Regions from separate parts of the Mus musculus genome. Here region 2 is linked to region 1. A link is a loop called in an ENCODE intact Hi-C map of the cell type or tissue named here. Cell type or tissue: heart. All regions are shown on one strand.

Evidence for each region. Peaks named below come from ENCODE experiments on the same cell type or tissue, not always from the same donor. Only the 100,000 strongest peaks of a DNase experiment are listed, where the experiment ranks them.
Region 2: a loop joins it to region 1, with 2.1 times the contacts of the local background. A loop is called at or near these places in 6 of 42 quality-filtered maps.

The regions. Positions count from the first base shown.
Region 1 is chr11:62,491,591-62,499,590 of GRCm38, reverse strand. The region is part of intron 2 of Pigl (phosphatidylinositol glycan anchor biosynthesis, class L); the gene reads right to left. Among named protein-coding and RNA genes, the nearest start is that of Pigl, 37 kb to the right of the region's middle. In heart, a CTCF peak has its summit at 3,046; DNase peaks (open chromatin) are centred at 3,940 and 4,630; H3K4me3 peaks cover 673 bases; H3K27ac peaks cover 1,931 bases.
Region 2 is chr11:62,438,441-62,446,440 of GRCm38, reverse strand. Ncor1 (nuclear receptor co-repressor 1) reads left to right here and starts at 7,926. Exons shown (of 45, transcript NM_001252313.1): 1 at 7,926-8,000. The coding sequence starts at 7,996. In heart, no CTCF peak of the experiment used is centred here; no DNase peak of the experiment used is centred here; H3K27ac peaks cover 446 bases.

The DNA.
Region 1 (8,000 bases):
ACATCATGCCTGCTCTAAGAACTAAGGGGTGCACGTGTGCGCGTGTTTCTGAGGGCTGTTAGGCAAGTGCTCTACTTCTGGGAATCGAACCCAGGTCCTCTGGAAGAGTGACAGTGCTCTTAACCACTGATCAGCCTGTCCGGCCCCAGTGGGCATATATTCTAAAGCAGTTCCCTTGTAATTTTTTAACATCCAAGTCCAGATTTCTGGAAGCCTCCAAGGATGGGCAACAAAGTTATTGAGCTTTGAGCTCCTAAAAATTTCCATTACTAAACGCAAGGTGATGCTTTGCGCCTTAACATTCACCTCCTGCCTAGCTCAATCCTGGGTTGTTTCCTGAAAGAGCCGGCAAAGGAAACTGAACAAAAAAGGCTTAACTTCCAATGGAAGGAAGTGTCCAAAGGAAGATGAGGACTAAACATTCTTTTTTCTAAACAATTATGTTTCATTTATTGATTTTGTGTGAATGCATACATGTTTGCATTCCTGCATGCATGAGTGCTTGCCACAGTGTGCATGTGGAGTTCAGCAGACACACAGTGGGAGCTGCCTCCCTCTTTCCACCATGTGGGTCCTGTGGATTGAATTCAAATCATCAGGCTCAGCGGGGGACATCTTTACCTGCTGAGTCAACTTGCTCACCCTCAAAAACAAAGTATTTGCTTTATTTTGAGACAGGGTCTCGCTATATAACTCTGACTGGCCTGGAACTTCACTGTAGACCACCAGGCTGGCCTCTGCTTCCCTTGCTGGGATTAAAGGTGTACTTCACCACCTCTGAATAAAATACTTTTTAAATTAAAAATGTTTTAGGCCAGGTAGTGGTGGCACACGCCTTTAATCCCAGCACTTGGGAGGCAGAGGCAGGCGGATTTCTGAGTTCGAGGCCAGCCTGGTCTACAGAGTGAGTTCCAGGACAGGCAGGGCTATACAGAAAAACCCTGTCTCGGAAAACAAACAAACAAACATTTTTATGATGTTGTATGTATAAGTATTTGGCTTCATGCGTGTCTATGCACTTGTGTGCCTGGTCCCTGAGGAAGCCATCGAGAGCATGAAATCCTCTGGAACCAGGAATTACAGATGGTTGTGCCTTGCTGTCAGGTCAAGGCTGTGCAGGTAGGGGTATGACCATGCAAAGCCAGGCAGAGTGGCAATGTGCCTCACAACCCAATAATCTCTAAAACACTACTGAGGGCTGTGGCCCAAGAGGTGGTTTATCTGTTAAGAGAACTGACTGCTCTTTCAGAGGACCTGGGTTCAATTCTCAACACTTACATGGCAGCTCACAACTGTCTGTAGCTGCAGCCTCAGGTTATATCCTCACACAGACATACATGCAGACAAAACTCTAATACAATATATATATATATATTGCAGACAAAACTCTAATACACTATATATATATATATATATAGTCTGTTAAGGGGACTAGAAAGATGGCTCAGAAGTCAATAATGTGTTTTCTGCTCTTTTGGAGGATATAAGTTTAGTTCCCAACACCTATGTTAGGCGTCCACAATCACTTGTAACTCTAGATGCAGGGGATCTGATGCCATCTTCTGTTCTCCACAGGCACTGTACACACCCACAGGCACCTGTACACACGTACTCTCTCATATACCTATAGGCATATACATATATACATTTCAAAAAACCTTTTTTTAAAAAAAACTTATTTACTTATCTCTATGTAAGTACACTGTAGCTGTCTTCAGACACCCCAGAAGAGGGCATCAGATCTCATTACAGATGGTTGTGAGCCACCATGTGGTTGCTAGGATTTGAACTCAGGACCTTTGGAAGAGCAGTCAGTGCTCTTACCCGCTAAGCTATCTCTGCAACCCTCAAAAAATATTTTAAATAAAGAGTTGTTATCCTGATATGACATGTGCATTGACTTTCTTTCTTGTCTGTCTTTCTTCCTTTCTTCTTCTCCTTTTTCTTTTTTTAGAGGTCTCACTAAGTAGTCTTTGCTGGCCTTGAACTCTATATAGAAAGAACTATAGCAATCGGCCTGACTCTGCTTCCTGAGTACTGAGATTAAAGGCTAGGGCCACCACACCCAGCCTGACTTTGCATTCTTATACTCTCAGCAGTTGTGATTATGAGCATAAAACTTGAATAAGATTGAGATCATCAGGAATTTAGGAGGCCCTACCCACCCCTGAGGATCTATAGAGGGTTAATGATTGATGGGGAGAGAGACATTTTCTCCAGTGGTGCAAGCACTGGCGAGGGGCCTGTGTTCCTATAAATAACCCATCACCCATGCTGCTGAAAACAACCCTAAGTAAACTCACTGGGTCAAACACACAAACAAAAGGAGAAGAAAAAAAGAAAGACGTGGATAAGGAGGGCCAGCTGGGAAGAGAGAGAGAAGCAGTAGGAGGGGAGGGGTCACAAGGGAGTGCTATGGGGGCTGATGACCATGAAGGGACATTGTATACATTTTTGAGAATGTCAAAATGAAACCCATTACTATGTAAACTAATATATGCCAGGAAAAACATAAAAACCTTAAAGAGGGTTAAAAGCTGAATCAGACTCAGAAGACTGAGGCAGGAAGTCAAGTTTGAGATCGGCCTGGGTTAAAAAAGAGAAAAGATCATTTAAGGAAAACAGGCAAAATTACAAGGAAGGAATGCAAAATATCAAAATATAATGCATTTTTAGGATTCTCAGAAAGAATGCAAGAAATGCAAAATAAAAGCAAGATGCTTGTGGAGAAGGGCACAGGCAGAGTTCAAATGGCTTCCGTGAGTCTGACCCTAGACTTCTAGAAAATTCCGATAAGGAAATGGAGAAGCTTAAAGGCCGGTAGAGCAAGTAGAAATACCTAATCTATGCCGGGCGACGGAGGTGCATGCCTTTAATCCCAGCACTCCGGAGGCAGAGGCAGGCGGATTTCTGAGTTCGAGGCCAGCCTGGTCTATAAAGTGAGTTCCAGGAGAGCCAGGGCTACACAGAGAAACCCTGTCTCAGGGGAAAAAAAAAAAGAATTACCTAACCTACATTCACCTCCCTTACCAAAGGACTAGCAGTTCTACAGCTTCACCACCAGGGGGGCGATTTCTCTATCCTTGTGAACTTGAAAGTGAGGATCCACCCAAGACGTGGAATGTTAGTGTGTACACCAGAAAGAGCCCCCAGCCCCTAAACCTTTGCTTGTCACATAAAGAATAACTCATGTGAAAGAGGAATAGGAATATGAAAAGAAATTGAATTTTCACAACAAGGCAATAAAGTGGGAGGGCCTCCAAATGACAAGCTCCCAATAGATTGGAGCCTTGAGATAACCAAGTCTCAGCTTCCCAGAAAGCAGAGCCTACACTGAAGCCACCTCACTGTCACCTGGAGACAAGGACTGTGGAAGGCACAGAGGGAGGGATAGTGAGCCATAGAGGGAGGGAAGCTGGGAAGGAGGGTGGTTTTATTGATTTGATACATGGCTTATTAGATCCCATGGGTGTCTAAAAAGCTGTATGTACAGTACCTCCACACAGAGGGCAGGTTGTAGCCTGTTAGCTCTTCAGACTTCAAGGTGAGCTTACTTGGGTGCCCCAGGACTGAGATGTCATAGAAGCCCTGAGCTAGAAAGCAGGTGGTAGACTGAGCCTGAGCCATGGGCTTGTCAGACAACAGTGAGTATCTGGAGATAAGGGTGCCCGGGACCCCAAAACATCAGGGCAAGACTCAGAACAAATTCAGTGTTCACTTAGCTAACATGGACCAAGTACACACTTCTGTATCATACCCAAGGCAATAGCCAAACATGGATATAGGTCACTCTTTATGCTTAGGGCTGAGTGGAGCTGAGGTTTGGGATCTTGCAGGATGAAGGAATTTCCCAGGGAAAGGAGAGCCAAGAGGTCAGGGATTCCAAGCCAAGGAGGCAGTATGATGAGCTGGCGGCATGAGCAGCTAGCTGGCAGTGGTTGCTGAAGCGCACCGGCAGCTGGTGGAGCTGAGAGTGTCGCAGGCCTCTGAGGAGGACAAGGAGGTGGAGGTGGAGGAGGAGGAGGAGGAGGAGGAGGAGGAAGAGGAGGAGGAGGAGGAGGAGGATGGCCACCATCCAGGGGAGCAGAGGAAGACTGTGGCCAGGCCTTGTGTTTGACAAGCCCTTGAGAGCGGGAAGAGGGTGGACTTAGCAAACAGTGTTAGTGCTACAGGAAAATGCTCCCAGCTCCCGGCTCCACCCGGGACTGCTGTGTTCAGTAAACAAGCTCGCCTCAGCCTGTGACGCTTGCTTTTCTAATAGTGAAATATCCTCAAACTCTGACCTTCACACATTCTAGTGACTCGTCCTTACTGGTACTTTTACAGTCCCTCAGCAGTGCCATGCAAACACTCTGGAGAATCTGTGGTGCAGGAGACTCCTCCAGTCAGTACGTCTGAGAAGGGAGGCCCCTGGGCTCCACTAGCAAGAGGAGGTTTGCTTTGTCTTCTCTCAGACACAGCCTCTGCAGAAGCGACCAGGACCGGTGCTGCTGCAGAGCTCCAGCAGAGCTCCAGCAGGGTTAGGTAACGACTTAGCTCCCTGAGAACCAAGTCCTACTTTTGCACACTGCACTCTGAACTCTCATACAGATGGAAGTGGTTCAGACACCCTTATTTGGTCTTGTGGCTTGTTTAGCACAGTGCTGGCAGAATCTGCTGCCCCTCCTCCACCCACTTCAGGCACATTTCTAAACTTAATTACTTCCTTTGTCATCTAAAGTGGGTAAAGGTCAGTAGGGTTCAGTGTAACGGCTTTGGCAGGCCCAGGGCCTGGAAGCTTAGTTGGAGCCCAGCAGTTGGCCCGTCCTCACCAAGGGCTCATTTAGGGAGGCAGGGGCTGTCTCCCCATGCTGAGGCCATCCTGCAGCGTTCCTGCTGGAGCACAGGAGGACCAGGGAAGACAAGGGAAATGGATCTAAGCTAAAAGGTTGGACCCAACAGTTGAAAGCAGGGTTCAGTAACTTCTGTGGAGTAAGGGCAGTGGTTCTCAATTTGTGGGTCTCATCCCCTTTGGCGTTGAAGATGAGATATTGTGCATATCAGATATCTATGATTCTTTGTTGTTGTTTTCTTGAGACAGGGTTTCTCTATGAAGCCTTGGCTGTCCCAGAACTCACTCGGTAGACCAGGGTAGCCTTGAACTCACAAAAAATCTGCCTGCCTCTGCCTCCTGAGCACTATGATCAGAGTGTGTGCTACCACCACCTGACTAATTTGCATATTTCTAATGGCTAGTTATACATGTTTCTTAGCATTGCATGATAAATAACAGTGGCAAAGTTACAGTTGAAATAGCAACAAAATAATGTTCTGGTTGGGGTCCCCACACATGAGGAACTGTATTAAAGGGTCTCAGCATCAGGAAGGTGGAGAACCATGGCTCTAGAGTGAGACAAACCTAGAGGGGAAATAAAACAATGGAAAGAAGGACGAGGAGAAGGAAGAACATGCCCTGAGAGCGGAACAGTCAGCACCTTGATTAAATGTCCCAACAGACCCCTTTCTGCACAGGGCTTCCCTCTCCCAAGTGGAATCATAAAATGGCCTTTTCTTTTAGCCTTCGATGCAAAATGAGCCAGGAAATCACAAGTGTAGGTACTTGTAGGAAATATTTCCTTAATACTGTCCGCAGGTCACAGGGCCTTGTCCTTGCAGGTATGCTGAAGCTTCTACAGGCTGACGCAGGAGGGTTTATGACCACTTACCTTCTTCCAAGACACTAAAACAGAGGAAGAGCTGGGCGCGGTGGCCCACGCCTTTAATCCCAGCACTTAGGAGGCAGAGGCAGGTGAATTTCTGAGTTCAAGGCCAGCCTGGTCTACACAGAGAAATCCTGTCTAGAAAAAAACAAAAAACAAAAAAAACAAAGACAAAAAACAAAAACCAAAAACAGAGGAAGAAAAGGCCTGCTGGATACATGGGTTGTACCAATTAGTAGTTAGTTCAGCCTGGAACACTGGGGCCCTGTTTCTGTCTGTTCTACATACCTGTAAGTACTGCTGCTGCTTGTAGACTGGAGACCCTTGTGTGCTTTATGAAAGATGCCCAAACTCCTGTGGAGTCCTGTAGACCAGGCTGGCCTCATACTTGGAGATCCACCTGTCTCTGTCTCCCAAGTCCTGGGATTAAAGGCATGTGCCACCACTTTTTCTTTGGCATTTTGTAAAAGGTACCCAGAGGTTGCTGAGGCATTGTGAATCACAGTGCTGTACAGAAATCAGTAGTCTGTGCTTCTCCTTCTCAAAGACATCCTTCATATTGTTGCAACAAAGCTTGCAGCACTCTTATAGGAAATTTTACTTCATAGTTTGCCAGTGTGTTGTTTAGTGTGGTGTTGAGAACAGGCTGCAATCTGCTCTACGCTATTCCACAGTATATAAAACAGTGTTTTTTCTGGCCATGCTTTGTCCTAAGAGACTCCAACTTACAAGTAACTTTAGACTCAATTTTAAGGAAGGGGGATGAGAGCAGCCCCTGGGTGCACTAGCCAACCACTCTCTGTTAGGTTGAACCCATATAGCACAGGCTGCTAAGTATCTCTGGGAGAAGAAAGGAAGCCACCTTGGCCTGAGAGATGGGTCAGTGATTTAGAATATTGGCTGCTCTTTCAGAGGACCAGAGAGGTGTATTCCAAGCACTGACAAGGTGGTTCAAAACCCTTTATAACTCTAGTCCCAAGGGATCCCACATCCTCTTCTGCCCTCCACAGGAACTGCTTACAGGTGGTACACGGACATACATGCAGGCAAAACACCCATGTATATATTAAAACAAAACAAAACAAAAAGACCCCAAAACAAACAACAAAGAAACAAACAATTTAAAGGATACAAGGAAAGAATCCTCACTTGTTAAGTTTTAGTATTGAATACAAGATGGACTTTTTTTTATTTTATTTTATTTTATTTTGGTTTTTCGAGACAGGGTTTCTCTGTATTGCCCTGGCTGTCCTGGAACTCAGGCTGGAGACCAGGCTGGCCTCAAACTCAGAAATCTGCCTGCCTCTGCCTCCCGAGTGCTGGGATTAAAGGCGTGTGCCACCACGCCCGGCTGACATTTATTTTTTAAACAGGGGTGAATTGAGACAGTAGGGGCACATGGTTGTATTGAAATCATAACCAGGCCAAAGAACTTATCAGACATACCAGACTAAGGAAAAGTTTAACTCCCTCACCTGGACCCTACATGGACACCTAACACGGTGATAGCATGGCCTCACAATAAACCTGTCATCTGATTCCTGGTAAGTATCAAGGACTGACAGTGAGTTCGAGGCCAGCCTGTTCTGCAGAGCCAATTCCAGGTAGCCAGGGCTACACAGAGAAACCCTGTCTGGAAACAAGCAAGGGAGCAAGCAAGCAAGCACACAAGAACACTTCATCTCTGAGCTCTCAAGATCCAAAAGGCAGACTTGAAGCGTGACGTCCATTTCTGTCTTCATTCTGTGTCTATCTCCTTTACTTGGATTCTGCCCGGTTTCACAAGTAGGCACTCTAATAACTTATGGGGTTGAAGGGACTGGGTATGCACTTCAGTGGGAAAGCACATGTTCAGCAGTTACAAGATTCTAGATTTGGGGTAGGGCTGGGATAGGGGCAAGGGAGAGGGTATATCTAAGGATGGTTGATACAAAGAGGGTTTGCCCTAAGTTGATCAGACTCCCTTCAAAGCTGAAGGCTAGACTGAAGTGGAAACAGAGGTTGCCCTCCCTTCCCCGACAGGAACAATCATTGCATGTGAACTAGGTCAGTTTCCTAGGACTTACCAAGCACAACTAGGATACAGACGAGCCAATGACTAACCAGACCACAGTCTGAGACTGCTTTTTTATTCGTCTCCTCCATCTGTCCGATATGATCATAATGAAAATCAAGTTTCTTTCTGTCATGACTTTTCTTCCTTTCTTTCTTTCTTTCTTTCTTTCTTTCTTTCTTTCTTTCTTTCTTTCTTTCTTTCTTTCTTCCTTTCTTTGTTTTGTTTTGTTTTGTTTTGTTTTTTGT
Region 2 (8,000 bases), 53 kb after region 1:
TTGCTCTCTCTGTGTGTAGTTTTGTTTTAAAATCAGGTTTTATTATCAGTTAAAAATGGAACTGTAGGGGTTGGAGAGACAGCTCTACAGTTAAGAGTACCTGTTGCTCTTGTAGAGGACTTGGCTTTGATTCCTAGCACTACGTGGTGGATCACAACCATCTGTAGCTCCATTTTCCATGGAATCCAATGCCTTTTTCTGACCTCCACTGGCACCAAACATGCATGTGCTCACACATATATGCAGAGAAAACACTCAGACACATAAAATCGAACAATCTAAAGAATAAAAATAGAATTGTATTCACATTGGTGAAATGTGGTCTTCCTTCTAATTGGTAGATTCGTTCTTGCTTCTCTAAAGAGTCATCTGAAGACTTGCCACAGAGAAGTATATTTTTAGATATTTTTCCAAGATAGCGTAGGCCACCTTGAAAACCTGTCCAAGTACATTTTGGTTATGCAAAGACTATAGGCTAAAAGCCAGGAGTTCCTGGTGAGAGGAGGATTAGCCTTTTATTTTTGGCAGATTGTATTTGAAATTTTGTTGTTTCAGGGTGTGTGTGTGTTATAAGAAGGTTCAAACAGGTATCTGGTATCTAAGTAAAATTTCATTTTGCCATTTTTTTGTTTTTGAGACAGGGTCTCACTACGTAGTCCTGGCTGTCTTGGAACTCATTGTGTAGACCAGGCTGGCCTCAACTCATAGAGATCTACCTAGCTCTGCCTCCCTCGTACTGGGATTAAAGGTGTGTGCCACCACTGCCCGGCTCCTCTTGCCATATTTTATCTTTTGGTTGTGTAGTGTAAGAGTCTGGTTTTATCTGTCTGTGATCCAGAGGTATGCTTGTCTCATAACAGTGTTAACATTATTTTCAGCCTAAAGCATAATATGTATCGAAATTTATATGTGAGGCAGTTGCTTATAAAATCCTCGTTTCTTTTTAACTTTTAATTTTGGAGAGACAGGGTCTCATGTAGCTCTTACTGGCCTCTGAGGTACTGAGACAGTAAAGGTGGCCTTGAACTTCTTCTGTTCTGTTCATTCCGCCTCCACCTTTTGAGTGCTGGGACTACAAGGGTGTACTTTGATATTTGGCTTGACGAAGTTTCTTTTCTTTTTTTTTTTTTTTTTTTTTTCGAGACAGGGTTCCTCTGTGTAGCCCTGGCTGTCCTGGAACTCACTCTGTAGCCTAGGCTGGCCTCGAACTCAGAAATCCGCCTGCCTCTGCCTCCCGAGTGCTGAGAGTAAAGGCGTGCGCCACTATGCCTGGCTCTTGATGAAGTTTCTTAAAGAGTTCACAGAGCTTTTACATTTCATGAGTTGAGGGTACTAACCCTGAGTTACTGGGCTTTGTTCCCAAGAACTGAATTTACAGCTCATGGGATGCTTAGTAGGTAAAGGCACTTGCCACTAGGCCTGACCACCTGAGTTCAATCCCCAGAGCCCAAGTGGTGGAAGGAGAGAACCAATCCTACAAGTTGTCCTCTGCCACCCTCCCCCATGCATACACACTAAGTAAGTAAATGTAAAAGTAATTTTAAAAAGAACTGAATTTATAGTTTGACATTGGCATTGAAAATGCCATCCTTCCTTTCAGCTCTAGCTTTAAATTAGGTTGTTTTTATTTTAGTTGATTTTAAACCACAGGGTATTCTGTAGAGGTATCTCGATGCCCCAGGGCCAGAGTGAGTAGCAGAGGGAAAACCAGATGGTAGAAGACCTGAAAAGAGAGGTTCTAGGTTGGCACATTGTTACTGAATCAGAGGTTTTCCTTTGTGTCTTTGGCTTGTATATAAGATGTTTGAAAGAGTGCACTAGATAGGAAACAGAAGGTCTGACCTTGCTGTTTGTGTTATGGATGAGTTGAGGGTGGAGGTCATATAAAATCTCCAGGCTGAAGTTAAATGAGATTGGAATGGACCGTAACCCACAAATTTGTATGTCATTAAGAGCTAGTCCAGTGATTTTGTGATTTGTTACTTACTGGCTCTACTTTTTTTTTTTAAAGATAGATTTATTTATTTATTTATTTATTTATTAATTATATGTGAGCACACTGTAAGCTGTCTTCAGACACTCCAGAAGAGGGTGTCATTACGGATGGTTGTGAGTTACTTACTGGCTCTACTTTTTTTTTTTTAAAGATTTATTTATTTATTATATGTGAGCACACTGCTGTAAGCTGTCTTGGTTGCTGGAACTTGAACTCAGAACCTTCAGAAGAGGAGAGCTATCTCTCCAGCCCTACTTACTGGCTCTTATGTTGGAATAGTTTATTTTATTTATGAGATTTCAAAGTCAAACTTAACTAAAATTATTCCTTAAAACCTAGGACATTCTGTGTATTACTGATAAAAGAGGGAAACAGATAAATCACTCACCTTATAGTAATATTGAATGCAGGTGACAGGTGGTGAACATTAGACTGCAAACTAAAGCAACGAAACCAAACCCTTTACCTTATACCACATGGAGTCCTCTCATCTCCTGTCTTTGTTCTTAGTTGTTTGTTCATAGCTCAGGCTGGCCTTGAACTCCTAACCCTCATCCTCCGTAAACCTTCACAAAATATTCACGAACATTCATATATGAGAGACAGGGTTTCTCTGTGTAGCCCTCTGCTGTCCTGGAACTCACTTTGTAGACCAGGTTGGCCTTGAACTCAGAAATCCGCCTGCCTCTGCCTCCCAACTTCTGGGATTAATGACTTGCGCCACCACCGCCCGGCTAATTACTATTTTTTAAAGATTATTGCATATGAGTACACTGTTGCTGTCTTCAGACACACCAGAAGAGGGCATCTTATTCCATTACAGATGGTTGTGAGCCACCATGTGGTTGCTGGGAATTGAACTCAGGACCTCTGGAAGAGCAGTCAGTGCTCTTAACCAGTGAGCCATCTCTCCAGCCCCTATATATTTAATCTTAATATATGTAAATAATCCTGCCCCCCAAATTAGTATATGTATACTTATATATGCATGTATCAAGTCTTATATGTTTTTATGTTATTCAAGTAGGATTTCTGTATCTACATGTATCTCTTTTCACCATTTATAAAATATTTTAGTCATGTTTGTAAAGTATTCCTATCTTTTTATTTGCTTGTTTTGTATTTTGAGACCAGGAACTTGTTCTGTAGACTAGACTGGTCTCAAATTCACAGAGATCTGCCTGCCTCTGCCTCCTGAGTTTTGTGATTTATGGTGTGGCTGCTGCTGCCGCCACCACCACTGCCACCACCCCCTTGTTAGTATTCCTATCTTCATTATACCTAAACCTATAATTATGCTCTAGGATGGAATATCCAGTAGTAGAAACATAAAGACACCTCATTTCTCTTTAGTCAGTCTATGAATTCAATATTTAGATTCTTTTAGACAGTCTTGATAATTATTGCTCAGGCTGGCCTTGAAATTGTTTTATATCCTAGACAGACCTGGCCTCTCTTGCCTCTCAGCCTCCTGAGGATCTGGGATTATAAACCTGTGCTACAAGGCCTGGCTTTATCCAGAGATTGTGTTGGGCTTTTGGGCTACTTTATTGGTTCTTCTATCTACCATCCTTCCAAACCTCATTCCACTCTAATCCCTTCCAAACCCCCCCCCCCCCCCAACACTAGGTAGGAGAGAAGTAAGGTTAGAGGGGGCATAAACCTCTTTAGACTACTTCCTGCTGATTAGGGACATAGGGTTTGGCAAATCCAGTCTCTGTCGTCAGGATATCTCCAACCATCAATCCAGCAATCTAGGAGGAGGAGCAGTTGCCTCAGGCCTCTCGGGTCTCTGGCATTTAATACCCTCTCAACAGTCCCCAGATTTTCAAACCAACTATCTTCAGCTGGCAAAAATCACACCTCTCCTTAGAGCATAAGACAGTCATAGTTACCGGTTGTGGACAATCTGAAGCAGCCTCATAGTCCATGACTGGGATTAAAACAAAAACATCCACATAACAAAACTGAGTTTTTAAAGAAACAAAAATTTTCACTACAATTTTTATTACACCTGAAAAGATTACTTTAGTTCTTGAGTGAAAGACATGATTTGTTGTTAAATGCAAAAGGCAAAGGCTTTAAAAGAGAAGCAGCTACAAAGCACAGTGAAGGGAACTGTGCTCTTTCAGACATAAAAATGTCACCACACTGCCCTACTTCAAAGTGTCAGGCTAGTGAAGAGGCTTTAGGCTGGGCACTCGAGTTTGACCTCTGAAACCCATGAAATGAGAAGGAGAGAACTGACTCCACAGTTATTTTCTGACAACCACCACCTTACTGTGTTGTGTGTACACATGTGTGTACAAATAATAATAAAAAGTTTAATTCTAAAAAATACGACATAAAAGACCAAATTAATTAGTGAGCAGTATTATCATACTTGGTAATAGAAATGACTTTCCTTTATGTATTGTTTCAATCTCAAAAACGTACTGAGAGGGGCTGGATATATTGCTTAGGAGTCAAGAATACTTGGTGCTCTTGTAGAGGATCTAGGTATAGTTTCTAGTACCCACGTGGTGGCTCACAGCTATGTATAACCCCAGTTCCAGGGAATTCAATACTCCATTCTGACCTTCTCTTGCATGTTCTGCACATACTTACATTCAGGTTAAATAAATCAAAGAAATAAGTAAATGAAATAAAATTAATAAAATGGTCATAGAGCAGTATAACCAATAGTTGTCTATATATTGTTGGTGTTTAAGAAAACTTTACTTGCTTTGGCTTTAAAACCTTTTTTAAACATTTTGTGTGTGTGTGTGTATGTGCTGTAGTGTACCTGTGGTGTGTATGTGCTATAGTGTACGTGGTAGGAAGACGAAGCCAGTTCTTTCCTTCTATCGTGTGGGTTCTGGGATAGAACATAGCTTGCCATGGTTGGCCACAGATGCTGTTATCTGCTGAGCCATCTTGCCAGCTCCTCTGTTTTGAAAAAAAATAGTGTTATAGATTGTTATCCTTCTTGAGATGTTATTATCCCTGAGTAGGTTCTTTTTACATTATATGTGTATTATAAGTTATACGTATTTTGTTTGTAATATATGCTAATATTTGGTGAAATGTCAACATTTTTGAGTTCTGTCTGTTTTAAAACGTATAGCTGTAGCTCTTGTAACTCCTGTACAGCTCTTTTTTTTTTTTTTTTTTTTTTGGTTTTTCGAGACAGGGTTTTTTCTCTGTGTAGCCCTGGCTGTCCTGGAAATCACTCTGTAGACCAGGCTGGCCTAGAAATCAGAAATCCACCTGCCTCTGCCTCCCAAGTGCTGGGATCAAAGGCGTGCCCCACCGCCGCCTGGCCACAGTTCTTTGTTATATAAATGTACTATGGTCTATGAACTTTGAGTTGAGAGTTTCTGTAATTTGTCTTATTGTGGTGCTGTAGTAAACGCCTTTTGAATGTCAACATGTGATATTCCAGGATCTCCAGGATATTTACTTAATTATTAAAGAGTAACAAGGATGTCATTTTTTTCACCAAGTGGATAAATTTGGACAATTAACTGTCAAGAAAGAAAACAAGGGGGAGGGGGCAGGAGAGAAGCCCAGAGAGCCCAGAGAATGAATGGAAATACGCAGCTGCGGGGTGGGGGGCCGTGGAGGGCGGAGGGAACTAACTTTTAGAAAGTCCCAGAGACCTGGGATGTGAGAGACTCCCAGGACTCAGTGGGGATGACTGAAATGCTCAACAGTGGGGAGAGGGAACTCAAGAGTCTACCTTTAGTAGATAGACATGGCTTCCAGTGGGGAGATGGGGCCACCCACCCATCTTCAGAAGTTTTGACCTAGAATTGTTCCTGTCTAAAGAAAATTCGGGACAGTAATGGAGCAGAGACTGAAGGAAAGGCCATCCAGTGACTGGCCTACCTTGGGATCCATCCCATGCACAGGCACCAAACTCCGAAACTATTACTGATGCCATGTTGTACTTGTAGACAGGAGCCTAGCATGGCTGTCCTCTGAGAGGTTCTACCAGCAGCTGACTGAGACAGATGCAGATGCTCACAGCCAACCACTGCACTGAGGTTGGGGACCCTATGGAAGAGTTAGGGGAAGGGGATTGCAATCCCATAGGAAGAACAACAGTGTCAACTAACCTGGACCCCTGGGAGCTCCCAGAGACTAAGCCACCAACCAAAGAGCATACATGGGCTGGTCCGTGGCCTTCACATATGAAGCAGAGGACTGCCTTGTCAGGGAAAGGGAAAGGATGAACCTAATCCTGTAGAGACTTGATGCCCCAGGGAAGGGGGTTGCTGGGGGAGGAGAAGGGAAGGATGTGAGGAGGGGTGAGTAGGTGGGTAGCGTCGCATCCTCTCAGAGACAAAGGGGAGGGTGAATGGAGTGGGAGGGGTACAGGGAAGGGGGGCAACATTTGAAATGTAAATAAATAAAGTAATAAAATAATAATAAGAAAGAAAGAAAAACAGTTATGCTCTTTTTGTACCAGAAAACCTGTGAGTGTTTAAGAAGATAGATGTTAGCTGGGCGTGGTGGCGCACGCCTTTACTCCCAGCACTTGGGAGGCAGAGGCAGGCGAATTTCTGAGTTCGAGGCCAGTCTAGTCTACAGAGTGAGTTTCAGGACAGCCAGGGCTACACAGAGAAACCCTGTCTCGAAAAAAACAAACAAAAAAACCCCTTGAAGTCTAATATTTTTTAAATGTAGGAATGGAGAAAATCTTTAAAAACTTGTAACAGGCATTCCAGAACACAAAGATGCCACATAAAGATGGATGTAATTAATATTTAGTATATATGTGTGTGTGTATATGAGAAAGGGCTCTTAACTTTCAGACAACCTACCAAACCCACTTGGTCACTCTTTTCTCCTGGCCTCAGTTCTGTACCACCCTCTCTCTGTCTCCTTCAGTCTCTTTGACTTTGGTAGGTTTGCTTTGTGTAATTCCATCATGCATACTGGAGCTGTTTCAGAAACTAGGACATGGGACATACTAGCTGAGACTGGCTTTCTAAGATCACCCTGCTCATCCTGCTCACCTGTTTACTATCTTATATACATGCTTTATTATAAATATAATACTATTTTTCACTCTCCGGTGATTGTTCTTTATTGTCTTGTGTCCTCTCACAGTAAGGAAGCATGCCTTGGTCATTCTGTGCCAGCTGTTAGAACAGTATAGGTTTATAGAAGTGTGTAGGAAACAAGGTATTTTACCTTTTCTCTTAAATATTTATTATGGAGACATTAAAATGTAGAATGTTAAAATAGAAATAGTATACACAAATCACATATAAGAGTGTGAGTGTATTTAATGCTATTTTATAGTTTCATATGTTTTACATGGTTAGGAAACAATACCCTCTACTCCATACCATTGTTATTGTATCATCAGTTGATAGACATGGCATTTGGGTTGTTACCAAGATTTTAGTAAAAATCTACTTAGCCTGAATTCATTAAAGGAGGGCTTTTAAATAAGGACAAGGAAAGGCCAGTGCTGTGCATGGGCACTGCCCCTGGAAAGACAAGACAAAAGTCAGAGCTGTTCCTGCACTGTCCTAGGGGCTACAGTGTCTTCTGTGTATCTACCGTAGTCTGTGTAGAGTAAAAGATACATTGTTTCAAACTTTATACTGCATTTTTAAGTATATTTGGTGTTTGATCTACATATATATCTGTGTGAGAGAGTCTGATCCACTGGAACTTGAGGTATAGACAGTTGTGAGCTGCTATGTGGTGCTGGGAATTGAACCCCCATCTTCTGCAAGAGCAGTCAATGTTCTTAACTACAGAGCCGTATCTCCAGCTTTCCTTATCAAACATTAATAACCTCTTTCAAGTAAATATTTGAGGAGCTTTGCCTGGAAATTGTGGTTTTGTTTGTATAGCTGCAGTTATAATTTATTAGAAGGACATTTCACGTTTTTAGTACTTAAGAATTCTCTTTTTCTGTTCTATGTAGGTTGCTTCCTAGAAACATGGTTGTTTGTTGGACTTGATCTCACAGCCCAGTGAGGACGTCTTTACTGATAATGTC